Regions from separate parts of the Mus musculus genome. Here region 2 is linked to region 1. The links are chromatin loops, found by intact Hi-C in ENCODE. Cell type or tissue: gastrocnemius. All regions are shown on one strand.

Evidence for each region. Peaks named below come from ENCODE experiments on the same cell type or tissue, not always from the same donor. Only the 100,000 strongest peaks of a DNase experiment are listed, where the experiment ranks them.
Region 2: a loop joins it to region 1, with 6 times the contacts of the local background. A loop is called at or near these places in 8 of 42 quality-filtered maps.

What each region holds. Positions count from the first base shown.
Region 1 is chr15:51,693,787-51,701,786 of GRCm38, forward strand. No RefSeq gene overlaps it. Among named protein-coding and RNA genes, the nearest start is that of Gm34562, 45 kb to the left of the region's middle. In gastrocnemius, a CTCF peak has its summit at 3,132 (motif pointing right); a DNase peak (open chromatin) is centred at 3,065.
Region 2 is chr15:51,796,252-51,804,251 of GRCm38, forward strand. Eif3h (eukaryotic translation initiation factor 3, subunit H) reads right to left here. Exons shown (of 8, transcript NM_080635.1): 3 at 2,941-3,108; 4 at 1,362-1,461; 5 at 137-286. Among named protein-coding and RNA genes, the nearest start is that of Gm41320, 25 kb to the left of the region's middle. In gastrocnemius, a CTCF peak has its summit at 3,632 (motif pointing left); no DNase peak of the experiment used is centred here; H3K27ac peaks cover 1,051 bases.

The sequences.
Region 1 (8,000 bases):
AACAACTGAAACTGCCAAAACCATCAGCCAAAATAAACCTTTCCTCTATTTAAGTTAATTACCTTAGGTATTTTGTTACAGTAATGGAAAGATGACAAACAGGGCATCCACACATCAGTGCCTTCAATAAAAGTTATTCTTGAGTTAGTGTATTGATGACTAGGGTTTTTATCTCATTGAAATCTTTACTTTAGGAACTACTCCAATTCTAGCCATGAGCAGCCACAACACACATATGCAGTCCTGGCTACTGAGAGTCTAAGGCCAGAAGATTACAAGTTTGTGGCTTGCCTGGACAATTCTGGAGACCCTCCAGATAGTAGTCAGCTCCATGGGAAAGTGGTTGTCTTGTTAGCCTCTGTAAGGTCCTGAGTTCATCCTTATTTCCGAAAAATTCATTTAATAATACTATATAGCCATTAAACAATGTGCTTATAAAAAACGTACAAAAACAATAGTAGGTGGCCAAGTAGCATCTAAAACTTCCTCTGGACAAGCTATTCTTCTCGTATTTCTCTGTCGTTCTGGAAGGTAGCTCATGGTGCCAAAACAAAATATCACATCAGACTGCTGAGCTTAACACAGGTTTATTTCTTGTAGTTCTGGGCTCCAGGAAGTCCAGGTGCCTACAGACCCAGTTCCTGGTAAGGATGCTTCTTGCCTCGAACGTGAAGTCTACGTTCTCACTGTTTCCTCATATGACCTATCTTTTGTATAGGTAAAGAGAGAACAAAGGTTTTTCTCTCCTGTAAGGTCATCAGTCCTATTGAGTTAATAGCATCATTCTATCCCCAGCATCTTTCACCAACCACCATTGCAGTAAGGGTCAAGTCTACAGTCTGGTGAGGTCACAGGAGAGTATAATTCACTTCACAAGAAATATCCTTATAGCTAAACCTCAGCCATCCAAAATCACTTCAAGAATCCACACAGGAAGTCTTCAATGGTTCAATATAACTGCCCCCAAATAAAGAAATATTGACTTTATAAAACTCAAGATCATTTTACATAAGCTAGAAATAAACAGATCGCTGTTAAATAGTAGTACAGTCCCAGCAGGCATGGACACCACAGATGGTGTCTCTAAAGAAGACCCGGGCACATCTATATAGAATACAAAGATAAATCCTTGTAGGTGATAGGTAGTGAAAAGTCTTCTAAAGGAAATACCACAGAATATTGCCATGCTAGAGATCAGCAAATGGCAAGGGGCATAAAAAAATTCACACAGCTGTTTGATGGAAGAATATTTCAGAGAAATATTTCAGAAAAAAAAAGAAAGCCTGCACTTGGGCTACTTGATGAAGCACAGAGAGATGCATGGCTAGGTGTAAGTATGAGCAGGGGAGACAGGAGGTATGCACAGGGCCAGCCCAGCAGAGTCCTTAGGCCTTTGAGGGACTTGGGCTCTTCATCTGAGTAAAAATGGGTGCCATTGAAGATGGAGGAACACGGTCTTACTTAGCAGATGGTCACTGTGACTCTGTGCTTACAACAGGCTCCACTGGAACAAAAGTGGGAGCAGAGAGAACAGCAGCTAAGGAGCATTAGAAAAGGCCAGGGGACAATGGTGGCTTGGACACCAAGATAACAATAGGTATTTGAGAAGTGGTCAGACTCTGTACATGTAACTGGTCCTCTCTATCCATGGGCTCTATCTCCATGGAGCCAAACAGCTTCAAATGAAAAGTATTTTTTAAACCCACAAAAATCACAACTCTCCTGAGTGTGACTATATTTGTGTTATTATTTCCTCCAAAATTTCAGCTTCAGGACTACTCAGATGCATTTAACTTGTGTTACAAAAATCCAGAGATGTTCTACTCATTATGAGTCTATCTGGACATCTGTGCAGTCACTGTGCAGCTTTGTAGCTTTGCACAGTGGATTTGGAATCTGAGAGCAGGCTCTGTGTCAGTGGGAAGGATCCTGGAAACAGTGTACTGAGGATACCAAGGGACTGTATCCTGGGGGTTATTTCATTTCAAAGACAGACCACTTCTCCTCCAGGACTTAAAGAGATGTCATACCTGCTTTCTTAAATGCCTAGTCAGGGATTTAAGCATCGTCCACAGTCTTCTGGGAATCAGAGTTTGGCTGTCCCATATATAAGTATGGAAAAATAAGGGGTTTGGAAAAATACACCTTAAAGAGTTGCAAACTTGGACTTGAAAAATACCATGTGCTAAGTGGTAAGTCACGTATTCAAGAACTGACTCTATGTCTTGAATTTTATTTAAACCCCCAGAGGTCCTAAAGGTGAAATCTGTTGTGGGGTGTACCCGGCCTCATCTCTTCCTAGCCTTCCTCTCCACCCTTGTATAATAGTCAAGCTTTTGCCAAGAGGAAAGACAATTGTGCAGCCAAACACAGTGTACTCTTTGAAGACTTCATCCCACCCTGTGTCTCCAAGAGCCACAGCGCGCGCACCTGCCTAACCGAGCCTGTTCGTGGGTAGTATTCCAGCATTAAAAATTCTGGTATCAGTTCTATTCCTATCTGGTTTCGGGCCTCTTAGTTCCTTTTTGCTTAAGGACCACTCTGGCTACCTGAGAAAGGGAATCCTTTCCTCCAGCCCTAAGCCAGGACTTCAATAGTTTTAACCAAAGTTACAGTCTAAAGAAAAAAATAATAATAAACACACCCTCATGTTGTATGTCTTCCATTTGCAAGCATGTGCTAAAATGGATCAAGCAGCCAACGGGTTTAGTATTTCAGAGGGAAAAAGTTAAACACAAAGAACCATTCTAGATAATGGGGAGGAGAAGCGACTTACTATAGATGGTTGGCCGGCTGCCATTCTGAGCAGTTTTACATTTTTAAACAGTACTTACCCAATGCTCTCCTTAATCCTATTAAATGAAAACTTTTTCTAATTTTAAAATTAAATTTCCTGTATTTCCTGATAGGCTTCCAAGTTAGCCTCCTTCCCGCCTCCTCCCTCGGTCCCTCGATACTTCTGTAAGAAGAGGGGCATTAGCATCCTGGACAGATGCCAGTTGGCACTGTCGCCCTCAGCGTCCCTCGATGCCCCTGAGGTTTTCCACTGAGTTCAGATTGTTTTCTTACTTCCAGTTCTTGGGTATCGCCCTGTAGCTTGTGGCTAGTGGCTGTGGCCTTTCCCCCCACCACATGGGGGCGCACTTCAGTCATTTACCTTTAAGAGCCTAACCTTAGCTCCAAACCTTTCTAATTACTCCATCCCTTCTCTTCTGTGGAACTGGGGAGTTGAACTCAGGGCTCCCTGCAAGGTAGGCAAGTTCTCTCCCACTGAGCTCAGCCCACAGGCCCTTCTAACACCCATCCTCAACACGCTTGCATTTATTTGTTTATGCCATCTTAGAATAGGACCAAAACCAGAAGTTAAAATAAGGACTACCATCATATGGTATGTTAACACCAAACCAAAATATTAACTCTATGGTAAAAATTACCTTGCTCAGTGCACACAAAATGGTGACTATCTGGTGTTACTTCGAGAAAAATTTTCAGTGAAATCATTATTCAGCATTTGCCACTTCGGTTTATTTGCATTCCGAATTAAAGGTTATCCTCATAGGTGTGTGTAAGGTCCAGTCAAGCAAACACAATGGTATCTGAACTTATAATGTCCTACTTGTAATGCGTTAATTATGCAAAGGTCCTGGTTAAAATTTCACTGATACGGTCCATCTTTCCTTTGCCACTCGCTCCTGTGGCAAACTGAGAGATATCGTACCTTAAATCTTTTCACTGGACTTCCCAGAAGGTTAGGAAATTCTGTCTCCATATTTTTGTTTTTGTTTTTAAAGTGTTAAAAATGTTTGGGAATGAGAGACACAGTATGGCAGGTTACACGAGAACGACTTCCATAGATTCGCATATTCGAGTCTTTGGTTCCCAGTTGGTAGACTGTTTGGGAAGGGTTGATTAGGAGGCGAACTTCACAAAGGAAGTGTGCCGGTGCAACATCTCTGCTCCTGTTCCATCTCTGCCCGCAGCTTACAGATCAGATGTGCGCCCTTGGCTGCAGTTCCACTGCCACGCCATGCCTACCTGTCGCCAAGCTCCCTGCCATAGTGGTCATGAACTAGCCCTCAGAAGCTGTAAGCAAACCCCAATGAAATGTTTTATGTTACAAATTGCTTTGGCCACGGTGTCTCCTCACAGCAAAAAAAAAAACAGTAACGAAGACCTCGTGATTCACTTTTGGAGACAGAAGGACATAAAGTACCACCTAGTTTATAAACCTAAACCTTTAAAATTCTTTCTCCAGCCAGGTGTTGTTGCACGTGATTGTAAAGCCAGCACATGAGAGGCAAAGGTACAAAGATCAGGAGTTCAAGTCTAGCCTTGGTTACATAAGGATTTCAAGGGCCTAGCAAGAATTAACTTTGAAATAACATTATTTGTTTTCAACATCTCATATTTTAATAGTGGGCTGGTGCTATGGCATAAGTCATAACCCATAGCACTACCTCATTACCTAAAATCACATTGAAGTTTAATCTCCACTCTAGTGCCATTAAAAGGTTGGGGCTCTAGAGGACGAACGTGATGAAGGTTCTCCCTTCATTACACCCTACAAAACACCCTTCAGGACCAGCCCCTTTCTTTCCCTTCTGCCTTCCGTCACATGAAGTGAAACAGAGGAGGTGGGGCCTTCAGACGTCAACCCTGCTGCTACCTGTGCTTGAGTCCCAGCTTCCAGAAGTGTGAGTAGGACATTTCTTTCTTTTTTTTTTTTAATTTTTTTATTAGGTATTTTCCTCATTTACATTTCCAATGCTATCCCAAAAGTCCCCCATACCCCCCCCACTCCCCTACCCACCCACTCCCCCTTTTTGGCCCTGGCGTTCCCCTGTACTGGGGCATATAAAGTTTGCAAGACCAATGGGCCTCTCTTTCCAGTGATGGCTGACTAGGCCATCTTTTGATACATATGCAGCTAGAGTCAAGAGCTCCGGGGTACTGGTTAGTTCATAATGTTGTTCCACCTATAGGGTGGCAGTTCCCTTTAGCTCCTTGGGTACTTTCTCTAGCTCCTCCATTGGGGGCCCTGTGATCCATCCAATAGCTGACTGTGAGCATCCACTTCTGTGTTTGCTAGGCCCCGGCATAGTTTCACAAGAGACAGCTATATCAGGGTCCTTTCAGCAAAATCTTGCTAGTGTATGCAATGGTGTCAGCGTTTGGAGGCTGATTATGGGATGGATCCCTGGATATGGCAGTCTCTAGATGGTCCATCCTTTCATCACAACTCCAAACTTTGTCTCTGTAACTCCTTCCATGGGTGTTTTGTTCCCTATTCTAAGAAGGGGCAAAGTGTCCACACTTTGGTCTTCGTTCTTCTTGAGTTTCATGTGTTTAGCAAATTGTATCTTATATCTTGGGTATCCTACGTTTCTGGGCTAATATCTACTTATCAGTGAGTACATATTGTGTGAGTTCCTTTGTGATTGGGTTACCTCACTCAGGATGATGCCCTCCAGGTCCATCCATTTGCCTAGGAATGTCATAAATTCATTCTTTTTAATAGCTGAGTAGTACTCCATTGTGTAAATATACCACATTTTCTGTATCCATTCCTCTGTTGAGGGGCATCTGGATTCTTTCCAGCTTCTGGCTATTATAAATAAGGCTGCTATGAACATAGTGGAGAACGTGTCCTTCTTACCGTTTGGGGCATCTCCTGGATATATGCCCAGGAGAGGTGTTGCTGGATCCTCCGGTAGTACTATGTCAAATTTTCTGAGGAACCGCCAGACTGATTTCCAGAGTGGTTGTACAAGCTTGCAATCCCACCAACAATGGAGGAGTGTTCCTCTTTCTCCACATCCTAGCCAGCATCTGCTGTCACCTGAATTTTTCATCTTAGCCATTCTGACTGGTGTGAGATGGAATCTCAGAGTTGTTTTGATTTGAGTAGGACATTTCTGTTCATCATAAATCTCTTGGCCAGTGTTCGGCTAGAGCAGAGCCGACAGACTACGACAGATAAATACATGTCTTTAAGGCAGTGCTGTAGAGAAGAAGAGCATTTTGTATCACTTTGGAGTGCGTACTTAGAAGGGCATAAAATTCTAAGTATGCAACCTACCTTTGTTTGGTAACTTAAGAAATTTATAATACTATCATTGCAATTCTATGCAGGACAAAATGTGGACAGTTACCACCTAAATAAATAAATAAATAAATAAGATTAAATTACTATTGTATTGTCCACAGAAGTAAAATGAGAGAGAGAGAAAGAGAGAGAGAGAGACTTCTGTTTTGTATATACTGTGTGTGCTAACAAGTCTAAAACTCACAGAGCAAACAGGCACACTAAACGTCAGCAAAACTGATTTGCTGCAGTCAGTGGAGTGAATCCCAGAAGGAAGAAAGTAGAAAATCTGTGCCAATCACTCTATCAGTCCTTGTCTTCGAGATCCTAACTGATTTGATGAAATCTGTCCACCTATTCACAGGATAGAATGTGCTTTACTTAGAGTTTCATCATGAAAGTATTAATCCCATCTAAGTCATAGGCTAGACATGGTATGATAAACCTATTGACCCAGCACTTGGCAGGCAGAGGCAAGAGGACTGCCAAGTTCAAGGCCAGCCTGAACTATGTTCAGAGACTTTTTCTCAAAACATAGACAACAAAATAAAATACCCTCATAATAAATACTTCTGTGTTTGGCCAAACAACAGGCCTTATAGCATTGCCAAGTGTATATGCACAAGTCCTGTTAAAAAGTACATGTGAGTGTGACTTTATAAAATTTGTAAAATATAACTAATTGATACAATGTAGCAATGTCCTGGAAGCAGACCACTGGCCACCACTGTTAGCGTCTGCTCCGGCAAGTTCCTACTGTCATTCATGATGCAGTGACTACAGGTGTGGCGATCCATGGATAAGCCATGCAAGTACCAAGTAACAAGTTGTAAGCAATTTTTACTCTCTTCCGTAATTTTTTATATTAAAGCATGTATGTAAAATTGGAAACATTTGTTTACAAGCGTCCACTTGGAATCCATTAGTTTGAAGCACTAGAGCATTTAGGAGAATTGAAGTCTCAGATCAATCATCACAAATTTTAAAGGCACCTGAGTATTATTTTTACCCTGCACGTTTATAAGGTGAACTCTGAACTAGCTCAGTAAACCCCAGGGAACAATGTGCTTTGTTATGGGTCTATCTACCGATAGCAAACTAGATGAGCTTAACCAATTCTGGAAGAGGAAAGAATGACTTAGAATGCTTTGAAATCTTTTTGGTTGCGTTTGGTTTGGCTTGGCTTTGCATCTTAGAGATGTCACTTTATTCATTATGTTGGCTTTGTATGAATATGTGTATGTATGTGTGTGCTCGTTTGTCTGTACATGGGTACATATAAATGTACTTGTGTGTGTGTGTGCAAACAGAGGCCAGAAGAAAACCTTGAACATCATTTCTCAGGTGTCATTTTCTTTTTTCAATGATTGGTTTTCCTGAGCCAACCACAGGCTCTCCCCAGAGATCTACTGCTCTGATGGCCTCTATCAGGCCTGCTGAACAAGTAATATCAAGGCCCACCAAACCAGGAACATCCATGCCTACTACACAAGGACAACCAGTGCAAGGCTGACCACAGGAGGCCTGCTGCATGGGAACATCCAGATTAGGCCTGCCTTCCCTATACCCGCTACACCAGGAACATCCAGGGACAACCAGATGGTAAAAGGCCAGTGGAAGAACACAGAGAAGAGCCAGGGCAACATGGTACCTTCAGGGAAAAGGGAGCTGACTATAGCAAGCCCTAGATACCCTAACACAACCAAAGAACAAGAAATGACCTTAAATCCAACCTTATAAAGATGACAGGTGCCTTTAAAGGGAAGCCAATAAGTTCCTCAAAGAAATACAGGAAGTAGAGGTCTTTAAAGAGGAAACAAATAAATCCCTTAAAGAAATTCAGGAAAATACAATTAAACAGGGGAAGGAAATGATTAAAACTGTTCACGACCTGAGAATGGAAATAGAAGCAATC
Region 2 (8,000 bases), 100 kb after region 1:
ACAGTGCATGCTGTTGCATTTACTCTAGTAACCTCAAAGTGTTTCTCAGTCATTTTTCCTTATTTCACAGGAAAGTATACAAAAAAGTTTGCATTATTTAAAAAAAAAAAGACTTCCATTAGGCAGGGTCACTCACCTGCTAGCAAGACTGAGCAATTCGTGCTTATCCGCCACAGCTGACTTCTTCTCAAGTTCCCACATAAGGACATTGATCAGATGTGAGTTTTTAATTACAATCGGCACTTCTTCAAACATGTGCTCAAAGGTGATGCTTGCCTTTTTCAATCTGTGAAGCATGTTAAAAATACCTGAGGCCAGTGGTCAGAACAGAATGCTAAATTGAGTAGTTCATACATTTTACCCAATTATAGGCACCCTCCATAGGCTCTGTTTCATTAGTGCTTTTAACGGCTTGGGGGTGGGGAGTGATTGCCAAACCCAAGTCCATTTGAGTAACTTTGAAAGTGGTATGAATCTGAGCTGAAAGGCCAGAAAATAAGGGACAAAGTACAACAAACAAATGGAGAAAAATCCCTGCTTATTCTTTACAGTCAGGAATTCTTAACTTTTCAGTGACTCTGACATTGCCACTGTGAGGTACTTGATAGAATGCACACTTAAAGGAGCTGCAAAGGGCAGCGCCCTCCACACCACAGAAGGGTGCTTCCAAGAGAGCAGTCACAGGAGCCTTACACTGGCAGAGCACAGGCGGAGCACAGCTTCTCTTAGCCTGGCTACAGCTCCATACTTAGAGCTTCGAGACTCAGCTTGTCTTCTAAGAATCTACACATTTTTAGGAGTCAGTGGGAAACTAGTCCAACATGAAGTTTCATATGAAATAAAAAAACTTCACAATTACAGAAGAATTGTAAATATTTTTTTTGAAAAAAATATTCCCATACTACGAAGCCAGATCACAGAACAGTTAATTACCCCCTAAGTTTCTAATAAGCCACTTTTTGCCCTCTGAATCCCTGAACTGTTTCTATGTATCTAAGAGGACAGACACGGGGTGCAGGAGCAGGCTGCAGCTTGCAGTCTGGTAGTGGCTAGCCACTCTTCCCCCGTCCCTGCACTCTACCACCTATGACGTGCTTGGTACACGGGCTAGTTAATTCCCACTAACTGCACCCAGCGGAGTGAAAAGCGCAGACGAGACTTTCCTACAGAGCTTCACCTCGGAGGAGGAGAGATCAAGTGGTACCTGCCTGCTGCAGAAACCGTCCACCACCCACACAGCACTACCACAGCCCAGCCAAGGACTCAGGACACGGCGGGGCAAACTGAAATTCGTAAAAAAACACACACACAAAACAACCCGAAGTCGTTTACCACATGCCTCACGGGCCTGCAACACTTACGCTTCAGGGGAAAAGTCCTTCTCTTTACAAACTTCCATCAGTTTAGGAGTCAGTCTGTACGCCTTCAGCGAGAGAGATCCTTGGGCAGTTTTTATGGGATCTCAAAAAAGGAAAAGAGAAAGCTATTACTGAGAATGTTGTCACTAGCGCTCATATAGTACTAGTTCTGGGCACACTGCTACTAATCACACAGCTTTGAAATATGAAGACCAAATTAAATAATCAGAACATAATCTGAAGCTGATTAAAACCAGAATACAGTCAAAATCTAGCTAGGATACCTTCAAATCCATCCCTCAAGCAGAACCAGTAAACTTGTTGAAAATTAAATATATGATTAATTCTACAGATTTTGTGTAAATAAGAGAAAAATACTCATGAATATTAAGCATAGAAAAATCTCTGTGAATACTTCTATAGCCCTTCAATCAATAAATTGAAAAGGAATAGCCCTGGGAACAAAATGTATCCATCCCAGTGAGCACTGTTCACAGTTCTTCATTAAAGCAGATTGTAAAAACCAAACCACTAAGTCAAAGTGCTATCGCAAAGTGTCGTTATAGTTTTAGGGAAATAAGTTTTGTCAAAACTGACTGCTTAAACACTCCACAAGGAAGGGAGCTTAGCACTTGCTGCATGATAACTGCTCTGGAGAGCCAATGTTCGCCTAAAACCTGTGTTAACATTCATGTTGTCTGAAATTCAACACAGTGAAACTTTTAGCAATAGGTGATAAAATGAAAACCAAAATAGATTGAAGCAAGTGGAAAATTCATCAAGGTCTGATGATGCAATGTTTCCAGCCAATATAAGTGCACTTTAACAACTTGTTCTCTCTGTAATCCAATTGCTAACACACTGAAACAATTTCGGGGCAGCTCATAAGATTGATCGTATTCATTAGTATTTTTTCTGACAGATACTCAGGACGTTACATTTACTTCTCAGCTGGAAACTATATGCGAGTCTGCCAGATATGGCAAACTGTGAGTGTTTGGGGAGGGGGAGGCTATAAAGCTGTTAAATTGCCTACGGTTCTGATACAGCACAGAACATCTGGTCTGGAGAGCTTGAGGAAACACCATTAAATAGGCCGAAAAGAAAAAAATCTTTGTGCGAAGAAACAGTCCAGGTTTTGTACGCTGCTGTCAGAGGTTAAAAAAAAGAAGAAAAAGAAGAAAAGGGGAAGAGAGAGAGAGAGAGAGAGAGAGAACTTGGCATGCGGTATTATGATTGGTCAGTCATGTATAGAACCAGACACTCCAGCAATGGGAGAGTTTGTTAGACATCTGGTCTCATTCCACCAGCTCCTGCAAGGAGGGAGGGAGAGGGGGGAAAAAACGAAGCAGCTACTCCAGCATTCCAAAACGTACACATCAGGGCTCTGATAGCAAGAAAAATAAACAGAAAGAAGGAAACCCTGTCTAGACTTAGCTGCTGCTGAGGCTGCTGCAGCGCGGGGCTGATGTTTACTTGAGAAGGCCTGCCAGGCTGCTCCAAGAGGCAGAAAGACAGAAAGCAAAAATAGTAGTAATAATATTAAGGGAGGAAAAGAATAATAAAGGAGCCTCCTACTAACCATAAATGAGGACGACAGACTCTTCAATGGCGTGCTGGTAGCTGAACTGAGAATCCAGAAGCGCCCGGGTAACGAAGGAGCCGTAATATGTGGACTGATACCAGCCCACGTGGAGGTGATCAATGTTGACATGGCGAAGGCTGCGCATCATCTCCATCTGATACTGTACTGGAGGATAGATTAGAAAGGAATTAAAAAAAAAACCAAAAACCCAAGCATGTAATGATGCCACCAACATTAGCTATTGGTTAATTATATCCATTTTACACACACACATACCCACACACACATATACACACCACCACCAATAACAACAACAAAGTTTTCAAATCACTTCAAATAATTGGTCTTTTCCATTTTCTCTTTAACAAAATTCCATTTTGTTTTTAAAAGGTATTAAAAACACAATTTTAATGACTTGTTCTAAATAAGGAATTATCAACTGTTGTCCCTACTTCTCTATCCTAAAACTCCAAAGAACAGTAAATGTGTAAGGAAAAGGTGTACAACTATTAGACTGTGATCGTTTGGTCTGAATTAAGTTAGTTATTGTCTCCTTCACACATAGTGTTTGGAACTAAGAACTAAATCCATCAAGAAAACAATGAAGGGGAAACAATGACCACGTCACTTACATACGAACCAGACACAGGCTACAGCTAATTCAACAGAAGAATCCATTTTTGCCTTCATCTAGTGCCCCCTACTGCATAGACTGCATTATTTTCAAAAGCATTCTCTTCTCTTTGCACCTGCTTGTGTTAACAGAGGGTAGTCTATACTAGACCGGCTGTACTAAGCACCATGCGGACAACGGAAAGGTCTGATGACTTGCCTCCTGTTGAGTTAATGACTATATTATTCATTTAAAGCAACATTACTAGAAAAAGAGGTATAAATTCATAAATAGATAGGTATAAATTCATAATAGATGACATTAAAAAGCAATACAAGACTGGAGAAATGGCTCAAAGGTTAAGGGAACTGAGTTTAGTTCCCAGCATCTATGTCAGCTGGCTCTCAACTACCTGCATGCAACTACACTTCTTGTGGACTAGACACCCTCAGCAAGCAAGCACACACACACACACACACACACCCAAGAAACACACTTATACATGCATGCACACACATGTAAGTAAATGAATCTTTTAAAATAAGCACCATAGCCTAACAATGTGCATCAAACACAAAATAAAGTGGAAAGTTTTATAGTCAACTCACTACCTCAGCTATTTCTATAATGAAGAATGGACGCAGGGCTGCATAGATTAGCCACCCAGCTTAACTAGATCTGATAACTTTTTAAAAATAATACAAGAATTTTCAAAATTTCAAAAGCAAACAGGACTCAGATTACAATGTTTTTCAACACGTTATTGGACAAAGAAATTATATTTTATTTCAAGGCCTAGAAGATCATTGCAAACTCTTCACCTACTGAAAAACTGTCAAAAGAAAAGCCCCAAAGTGCTCTTATTACACCTGGAAGGGGCACATTTCAACTCCACAGGAAATGTGACAGAGATGGATACTGTGTGCTGTCAAGACGCACACAAGTGCATGCACCTCTCTTCCATGTGGATGCACTCACCCACTACCCTTTGGCCATGCTACTTCTGTTGTCCTTTCCTTTCTTTTTACAGGTATGGCTCTGGAAATGGCTCAGCAGTTCAGTGCACTTGCTATCGTGCAAAGAAACTGGGTTCAGTTTCCAGCACCACAAGGTGGTTTACAAAACCATCCCAAACTCCATTTCCATGGGATCTGATACCCTTTCTGAACTCTGTGAGCACCATGCATGCAAGTGGTGCATATACCATGTGCTCAAAACACTTATACATATAAAATAAAAAGTTAAAAGTTACAGCAGAGGGTGATATTAATATGCTACACACTTTTATAAATCCTGTTATTTTTGCAATTTTATAAATGATATGTGAAAACAAGGTCTTATGTTATATTTTAAACCACAGTTTAAAACACCACAACCAGGGCTGGAGGCAGTGGTAAAGAACCCTCCTAGCACATGGAAGGCCTTCGGTTCAACCCCTACCTACTTAACCTAAAGAAGAGTAAATAAGCCACAACCCAGACTATCTAGTTTACATATAATGATACCCTAGAGGAAGCAGTCTCTAGCTATGATACTCTTAAGTTAATGGCTAATTTTAATCAAATTTAACTTACAAAGCCCTAATGCTATCAGTACAATGGGAGCTAAAACTAAATTTGCGAGGTTGTTTTAAATTGAAAGTAGAGAGATGGAAGAAATTATCGAACAATCAACAGAACAAATATCATTAAAAACAATGCATTCTGAGTAACTGAGCCTTAGTATAAGATGGCCAGCATCTACCACACATCTGCTAGTGAGCAGCTAAACCTTAATGCCATCTGCCAACTGGGAACAGTAGGGGGAAAAAAAGAGCTGGAGCACTCCTGCCAGCGCTGACATTGTCCCTGTGGGGTTCTTGCTCTCTCTGATCTTCGGTTTCCCCATTTCTAAAGACATCTGAGAACTCATCCCAGTCAAAATGCTAGGACTCCACGTTGTTCTCTGGATATGCTAATTACAAACAATGACTTGTCTATTAGCTAAAGCAGGCATGCACTAGGACTTAAAATACATTGGGGGGTACTCTATAAGCTTGCTAAGAGACTCTCCTCAAATAGCTCGGATAAAGTGGACTTTATAAAAGCATTTTCAGAATGCCTCGCAGGGGTTTAAAACATTCCAAGATCAGCAGCAAATGTCCAGCTTCCCCGACTCTTCCCTAGTCTACAGGACCTCCAAGAAGACTAATGAAGATGAAGCTCTTCTGTAAACTAGACAAGCCATAGATACAAGCCCCAAGGCTGCTGTATGCATAAATAAATTTGGGAACTGAAAATAGGAGACCTGATTATCACAGGAAGGAACAAGGAAACACAAGTCCCTCTTCATCACCATAGAGAATGACCAAGATTCTCCTTCACAAATCACCTACCTACCTCAAATGAATACAAAAATGAAAGGGCTAAGAACAAAGAAAAGTAACTCAACACAACTACTTTCAGAAATTCCAAAGTAAGCCATATATGTGGTGCATGCCTGAAATCTCAGCACTTGGGAAACAAAGATAAGAGATCAACTGTCAAGAGCTGAAGAAGGCAATCCTGATCTACATAGAAACAAACAAAACATTCCAGTACTCTGGAATTTCATTACTACACAACGAGTCTGTGCTTGGCCCGTTCTTAAGTGTCAGTTCATTACCTGGCCTCGTAATTGAGTTCATCACCTAATGTTAAGAATTGAGAATTCTTAAGTCACATTTTGTATGCTACCACTCAGAGAGATAAGCAAAAGGATCCATCTTGAGTTTGAGGCCAGCCTGGCATACAAAGGAAGCCTCTGCCTCTAAAACAAGTAACAAAGTAAACACACTGCCATTTGACAAGGTCTGTGGAGGTATAACACAGAAATCATAAAGATTAGTCTTTAACTGTGAGGCTGGAGCTCTTGTGTGAAGATGAGAGGGGCCCAGGCCAAAGCACATGCTCTCTGAGAGGTCACGTGGGTCAAGCTCAGAAAGTGGCGCTTCTGCAACGTGCAAGCTAAGGAACAGACAGGGCTCACAAACAGCCCTGTGAACTGAGTATCTCTCTGCAGATGCTTAGGGACTGTCCTTGTTCTAACATTGTCATAGTGGTCCTTATCCACCCACCCAATTTTTCAAGACCCTTGCTGCTAAAGCTAAGTAGAAGCAAGCAGCACACGGCGCCATTAAACTTTCCAGACCAAAGCCACACGCCCAGCAGCCACTCAGTCAACTCAGTTAAGGTGACACATCAGTAGGCAGCCATCTTCTTCTAAGGACTTGCAGTAGGCACAAAGAAACAAACCATGAAGTGCTGATGAGACAATTACAGTAAGTTTTATAGGTAACAAGAATGGCCACTGTGGATTTTGATTGCTAGGTTAACAATCTTTTGTGGCTCTGCTAGTCCATCAACAGTGAGCAGAGAAGGTGAGAGCAGAATCCTTTTAAGCTATAAACCACAGATAAACAGAGAAGACTCGGGTTATGTGGGTGAGGCCAAGTTAGAGCCCACAGCTTTGAGAACTATGACTGGGTTCTACCCCACACTAGCATTTCCTATGCAGAGAGTGGCTCACAACAGAAGGAAGAGAGCCAAGTCCAAAGAAATAAAAGGGAAGGAAAAAAGGCCCTTAATAGAGAGCTACATCTCACCACTGCTGCGCTAATTCAGACTAGTGAAGCAACGAGCTGGCAACTTCTCTAAGCTGGACCCTGGTCACACATGTCCATATTGGGTGCAAAGTTTCCCTATGGAAGCAACCATCCAGTGGTATTCACTTCTGAATTAATAGCCCAGTGTTCCTGGAAATTTCCCAGGGAAACATGGCAAAGAGAAAGTCCTTCTGAAGAGGAACTACTTTTAAACTGATAATAGTATTCAACAGAAGGGTTTAGAACTGCATTTCAACAGTTTGGGGAAGAAAGTATTCTTAGCTCAAAAACACTCAGTAGGTAAGGCTCAGCAGTTCCGAGTTGGCTCAGCAGGTAAGGGCACCTGCTGCCAAACCTGATGGAATCTGAGTTCTATCCCTGGGACCCAGAGTGTGGAAGGAGAGACCCAAGTTGTTCTCTGATCACCACAGATGCACACTCACACACCCCTACCTCCTCCACACTGTAAATAAAATGTAATTAACATTTTAAATCAAGGCACGCACCTAACCAACCGAGAAGCAGCAAATAAAAACTTTGCAGACAAACTGGTGGTTACCACCAAGTCAACTCAAAATTACTAATATAAAAGCTACACTCGGATACAAGGGAAGTGCTGCCAAAATATGAGGGGGCTTTCAAGCTGAAAAAAATCCCTTGAACCTCTACCAAGGCCTTAACTCACCAGGCCTGCGCAGTCAGCAGAGAGTCTGGTAATCACGCTCCTGCGGTCGGTCCAGGTCTGGCCCACTATCCTCGCCTTCACTTTCTTAGGCACCTTTTTTGCAAGAGTTGAATTCAAGTGCTCAGAGCTACAAACGC